2 separate regions of the Mus musculus genome follow, and region 1 is linked to region 2. The links are chromatin loops, found by intact Hi-C in ENCODE. Cell type or tissue: gastrocnemius. All regions are shown on one strand. Each heading gives the region's core, and the rest is flanking DNA. Links, peaks and the distances in the headings are about the cores only.

Evidence for each region. Peaks named below come from ENCODE experiments on the same cell type or tissue, not always from the same donor. Only the 100,000 strongest peaks of a DNase experiment are listed, where the experiment ranks them.
Region 1: a loop joins it to region 2, with 3 times the contacts of the local background. A loop is called at or near these places in 3 of 42 quality-filtered maps.

The regions. Positions count from the first base shown.
Region 1 is chr3:28,261,659-28,264,566 of GRCm38, reverse strand. Tnik (TRAF2 and NCK interacting kinase) reads right to left here and starts at 1,353. Exons shown (of 33, transcript NM_026910.1): 1 at 868-1,353. The coding sequence starts at 924. In gastrocnemius, for the core only: no CTCF peak of the experiment used is centred there; DNase peaks (open chromatin) are centred at 486, 1,377 and 1,781; H3K4me3 peaks cover 2,110 bases; H3K27ac peaks cover 2,005 bases.
Region 2 is chr3:28,368,261-28,371,168 of GRCm38, reverse strand. The region is part of intron 2 of Tnik (TRAF2 and NCK interacting kinase); the gene reads right to left. Among named protein-coding and RNA genes, the nearest start is that of Mir466q, 50 kb to the left of the region's middle. In gastrocnemius, for the core only: no CTCF peak of the experiment used is centred there; a DNase peak (open chromatin) is centred at 1,299; H3K27ac peaks cover 2,124 bases.

The DNA of each region.
Region 1 (2,908 bases), core at 258-2,757, 110 kb after region 2:
TAGGTAAAGGCAAAGCGGCCGGGCTCGGGGAAGGGAATATGTTTTACAAAGGACTGTTCACAGACCTGGGACACACACACACACACACACACACACACACACACACACACACACACACACACACACAGGCACACAGGCACACAGGCACACACGCACACACAATCTCTCCAGGGAGTTCCGGTGTGGTGAGGAGAAGCGGTTAAGCTTCTCTTTCACCTGCTGAAGTTCAGCCATAAAACTGAAAGGTCACAGTCACCGAGGGAAGGAATAGGCAGGGCTGAGTTCAAACCACAGATAAAGGTGAGTGCACACTGGCATATAGGGAAGAGCTGAGCCGGAGCCCCAGCACCGGAGACAGAAGCCGGGAAGGGAGTCAGTTAGCACCTACAAGACCAGCCCAGAGCAGCAATTACTGCTCCATTGGAGCAGCAGGGTCCGCTGGTAGAGACAGCTAGCTCACGATGGCATCTTGCAGGTAGCTGGCAAACGTGAAGGGCCAGTGCCTTTCTTCTCCAAGAGAATCTTTTGCAGCAAGGAGCAGTCGGGTCTCGCGCCTTGGCACGAGACGGTTGCCCGGGTACACACACACACACACACACACACACACACACACACACACACACACACACCAGCCTTTCATGTAATGCTCTTACACCGATCGAAGATGAAACTGACAAGCTCTACCAGCTTCCTTGCGGAACCTCGGGAACAGCCTAGGAGCACAAGGGGAGCCCAGCCCCTGCTGTAGGGGTAGGGGCTCAGCCTAGAACCCCTCGGCTGCCCCGGAATTAGAACAGAAAGGCAGGGAACGTTCCCTCTTTCAGCCCTAGACCATTGGAAAAAAAGGAAAAAACACGTTCTGCTCACCCTCAGGGCGGAGAGATCGATTTCATCCAGGCTGCGAGCTGGGGAGTCGCTCGCCATGTCGACTCTTCGCGGGAGAAATGGACCAAAACCACCCCGAAGCGTCTTCCTTGGCAATTCCACCCCGGTCTATTTCGCTCGCGTCCTCATGCGGCTGTCCGCCAGAGAGGCCCGGGGCCCAGCCTCCCCCGCCCACCCGGGCCCCAGCAAGAGTCCGATCCCGATCTTCCGAGAGCGTCGATCCGCGGGATCCCGGAGCCCGACCTGCGCGGATCTCCAAGCCCGGAGCCGCGGTGCGTGTGGGCTGCGCGCCCTGATCGGCTAAGGGCGCTGGGGCTGCGTGGGTGTATTTAAATGGGACATGCTTCTTTGCTTGTGCGTGGATGGCGGCTGCATTGGCTGTTATAATGAGACATATCAACTCCTCCACTCAGCTGGGAGGTGGGGGTGGAGAACCACACAGAACTGTCTATCACCGCTTCCTGGGAGGAGTGGGGGGGGGGGGAGAGGCGTGGTCTCCGACTGGGGAGAGGCCGCGCTTCCTGACCGGGTCCCTCCGCCACTAGCCAGGGTGGGGGAGGGGTACGCACCCTTTCCGCCCCAGCTTTTGAGGGTTAATAGTGCTGAATCTAAACAGCCGTTTTTGAGCCTCTCTGTGCAGGAGCCTGAATGCTGAATATATATTTTTAATGTGTCCAATTTGTGCAGTGCACCAAAATGGCTCTTCGATCGTATCTTGGGGTTTCTTGACTGCGTTCAGATACTCTAATGGTGAAAAGGGTGGTGGGGAGAGGCAGCGGGAAAAGGCAGCAGCGTCCTCCCTCCCCCATTAATTATTTGTGGGGCTGGAGTAAAGGCGGGCCGGTGCAACCGGTGCATATAAGGACTTGTGCGCAGGGAAGGGGATCCGCCTCCCCGCGCAGAGCGAGTTGGGGAGAAGCTCACACGCGCCGAGCCGGCAGCCTGGCTTTGGTGCTGAGCAGTGGCCACAGGGTCACGGTCATTCGCGGCCACTGGGTTGCAGGAAGGCAGGCCCGAATCGTCTGTGGTTCTCTAGGCTGAGTAGGTTTGCTAGAAGCTGGAAATCCGAGAGATGTGAGCTCTGTCTGGATATCGCCACACCCAAGACCTGCGCGTGCCGCAATTCCCCACGGAAATGACCGAATTGAAAAGAGAAGCTTGCTCCCTGGGTGCAGTAGCTCGAAGGATTCAGGTGACTCCAAGGCCGACATTAATTGGGCAACATAGTACCTAACCCAGTGTTTCCTCCTTTGTAGCTTTTCCGCGGTGACCTACCTGGATTCATGGAGAAAGTTTGGCTCTAGGATAGTGAGCCCTGACCCGCGAGCTATTTGACTTCGCTCGCTTTTTCACTCAAGAGCTGGGTGTTTGCAGTGGTAACCCGTCATTCTTTATCAAAAGTGTAAAGTCACTTCCCCAACCCTCTCGCATCCTTGCCTGTCTCCTAGTTTGGCCACGCAAAATACGTCGGAAGAAAACATTTATAGTGAACTCTTCCCACTGGCTTCAACTCATCAATAGTTCTGAGTGTTCCTCTAGCATCTACTGAGATAAAAAGCTAAACATACTGGGGGGGGTTGATTTTTATTTGACTTTTTGTTTTGTTTTCTTTTGGGGGGAGTAGAGGTTCTTTTTGATTTATCTTATTGGTTGTTTGATTTGGTATGGTTATGAGACAGATCTTAAGTACTTAAAGGAAGTCTTCCCTTCACTGTGCAGCTGGGGATGGCCTTGAACTCCTCATTGTCCTGCAAATGACCCCCCCCCCCCCGCCCACCCAAGTACTCAGATTACACATGGACACCAACACTTGGGCTGTTGCCACTTCTTTTTAAAGTCATGAAGAATAAACTAATTATGAGCTTCAGAACAAGTTGAAAGAATGAATGAACGGACCAACACTAATGAAATTAGTGTTAGCTGGACTGTTTAGTCTTGGACTCATTGGGGTGGGTCATGTGCTCTCTAAACCATACCATGAAACTAGAATGCTGTTCCGAACCCACAAGCCTCCACGAAGGGA
Region 2 (2,908 bases), core at 324-2,823:
ATGCAATGCTGTTCTGGACTATTAGTTAGAGGACAAGTTTGGATGTGTTGCCTAGGTAATATCCTCATCATGACTGGCCAATGCGCAGGCCCACACCAGGCCTGTGCTACGGATCATGAACATTCAATGCTATGGATCCAAGAACTCACGATAATGCATTTACACACACTGGGAATTGGAACTGGGAAAGCAGGTGCAATAGGTGGAGCACCTGCCTTGCAATCATGAGGACCGGAGTTTTATCTCCAGCACCCACTTAAAAAGCCAGAGGTGCTAAAACATGGCTATAATCCTGCTGAAGAGGGAGATTTCTGGGGATTGGTGGCCAGACAGAGAGCCCTGTGCGAGACTCTGTCTCTAAATGTAACATGGGGAGTGACTGAGGGGCACACATGGTGTCTACTTACACAGACACACATGCCTGCACACATGCATGCACACACGCACACATGCCCACATGCACACTCGCTCACTCACACACACACACACACATACACACATACACACAACTCACAATATACAGAATGTATTTGTAAAAGAAAATGGGGATGGATAGAGCAACGGCTCTGCAGTTAAGAGCACCTGGTGCTTTTGCAAAAAACCAAGTTCAGATCCCAGGATCCGTGGTGGTGGCTCACAACTGCTTATAAGTCCAACTTCAGGGAAACCCAATGCCTCTGGCTTCCTCATGTACCTAGACTCATCATACACACACCTACCTGCATACAGACAAACATGTCTTAATAATCATAATAATCATAATAATAATAATAATAATAATAAATCTTTAGGAGAGAAGGACAGAGGGGGAATATATGAAAATGCTCATGAGTAGGCATATGCCTATTAGCCTACCACCCAGGAAGCACAAGCTATAATAGACTTGCTGTGATTTTGATGCCCACCATGGCAATACAGCAAGAGCCTGCCAGGGGAATGAGTAGAACAAGGGACATGGAAGGGGAGAGGGACAGGGAGAGAGACAGACATGTGGAGCCAGAGGAGCCTGAGACTAGAGGAATCGTGAGGATTGGGAATTCAGTTTGGAATCAGGAGAAAGTTCTGGAGTCAGGCTCTGGCTGTGAACCTGCAACAGTGAATGAGCTGAATAATGTTACCGCCTTTGAAGCTGGCCTTAAAAACGGCCACAGTGGCTTCATCTGCACTCCCAGTGTCTTTGAAGATAAGATATTGCTTGGGTAGCACAGGCAATGATGTGAGTCCCACACACTGCCTCCTTCAAAATGATGCACAGCTGAGCCTGGTTCCTACAAGGAAGCTTTACAGAGTCGTCAGCATGTTGGTGGCCTGCCAGTGACTGGGCATCCCTATCATGCAGCCACGGGACGGGTTCCTAAAACAGTGCAGTGTGTTCTCCCTAAAGGACACTGAACTCTTCACACAGAGTTCAGTTCCTAGCTCTTCTCTGCAGGAAGTACAGACAACAGGTTTAACACTACAACTCATGTTGTGTAAGTTTGTTTGTGTTTATTTAGGGTTTGATGGGAGGCAGCTACCAAGGTTTTTTTTCCTTTATTGTAAATGGGAATGGAGTGGACACAGAAATTCTATGCATCACCTTTGAAAATCAGCAGTAGAAAATGGCTCTGAAATTATGCTCAAGGCCACAGAGCTCAGCAGAAAAGGCCATCCACCCCACCCCACCCCTACCTGAAGTGGAAACTTAAGGGTTCTTTGGAAAGTCAATTGGATGGTGTTTTGCTGGGGCAAACACATAAAGGAACATTTCGTTAAAGTGGACATAGGTGAAAGGCTAAGGCAGACTCATGAAGGAACCACTAAAGCAGACACAGGAGAGAGGTTGTTTTGCTAAAGCAAGCATGTGAAAGGACATGTGATGAAGGATTCTTTCCTAACAACACACATGTACTGGTCTGCCTCACATTGCATAGTTAAGCTGCTTTTGTCGGGATACCATAGAGAGAAATGCACCAAAAACAAAAAAAACAAAACAAAACAAAAAAAAAACAAAAAACAAAACAAAAAAAAAACCTCCTCGTGGTGTGCTGCAGTTTCTGGCCACGTCTGAAGTCTCAGGCTGATTAGAGACCCATACTGAGTCAAAACTGGTCCTGAGGTAAAGCCTGTGCTGAGGCAAGACTCGTGTTGAACAAGGCATGTGGAGGACACATGATGTTTGGAGGGTCCACAGAATGACCAAGACAGTGCTTGGCTTGCTGGTAAAGCTAGCTGTGCAACACGTGTGGGCCGCCTGCCTGTCTTCCCTGATCTTCACTTCCCTGAGAGAGGCACAGCTGAGAACTTCTCCTGATGATCCTGTTGGTCCCTCTTGCTGACTTGTGCCAAGGCCGAGGCCTGGTTGTCTCTGCTAGGTCACATCACTGCTTTTGCTAAGCTGAGACTCTATTGAACTGGATTGCTAGTGTATCTGTAAAGTGTTTCTGAGTGGATCAAGATGTCTGCTAACCTGTGAACTGAATTGTCAATTTCCAGACAACACAGATGGATGTGCTCCAAAGAATCTTTCTAAACAGACCCACTTCTCCTCTCCCCTCTTTCTCTTCCACTCCCGCTGATGGGTGGTAGGCTACAGGGAAGGTTAAAGCATTTAAGAACCATTACTAAATGTAAGGTTTGAAAAAAATAAAGTTTCATCTACCCCCCCCCACCCCACACCCTGCTAGTTATTCTCCTCAGACCCTCAGCAAAGAAAGTATGAACTACAATTTCTTATTGCACGCATCCAAAATATCCAAGTGGATTTTTATAAAGATACGTTTCAGGTTAAACTTATTACAGAGATAACAAATTCTATCTTAGTGCTCAGGAAATTGGTTGTTCTCTGTAAGGAGCCTGAAATGTTTTCTATACACAAGTCATTCAAAACTGAACAGCTCTAAATTCCGATAATTCCATAATCCTGATG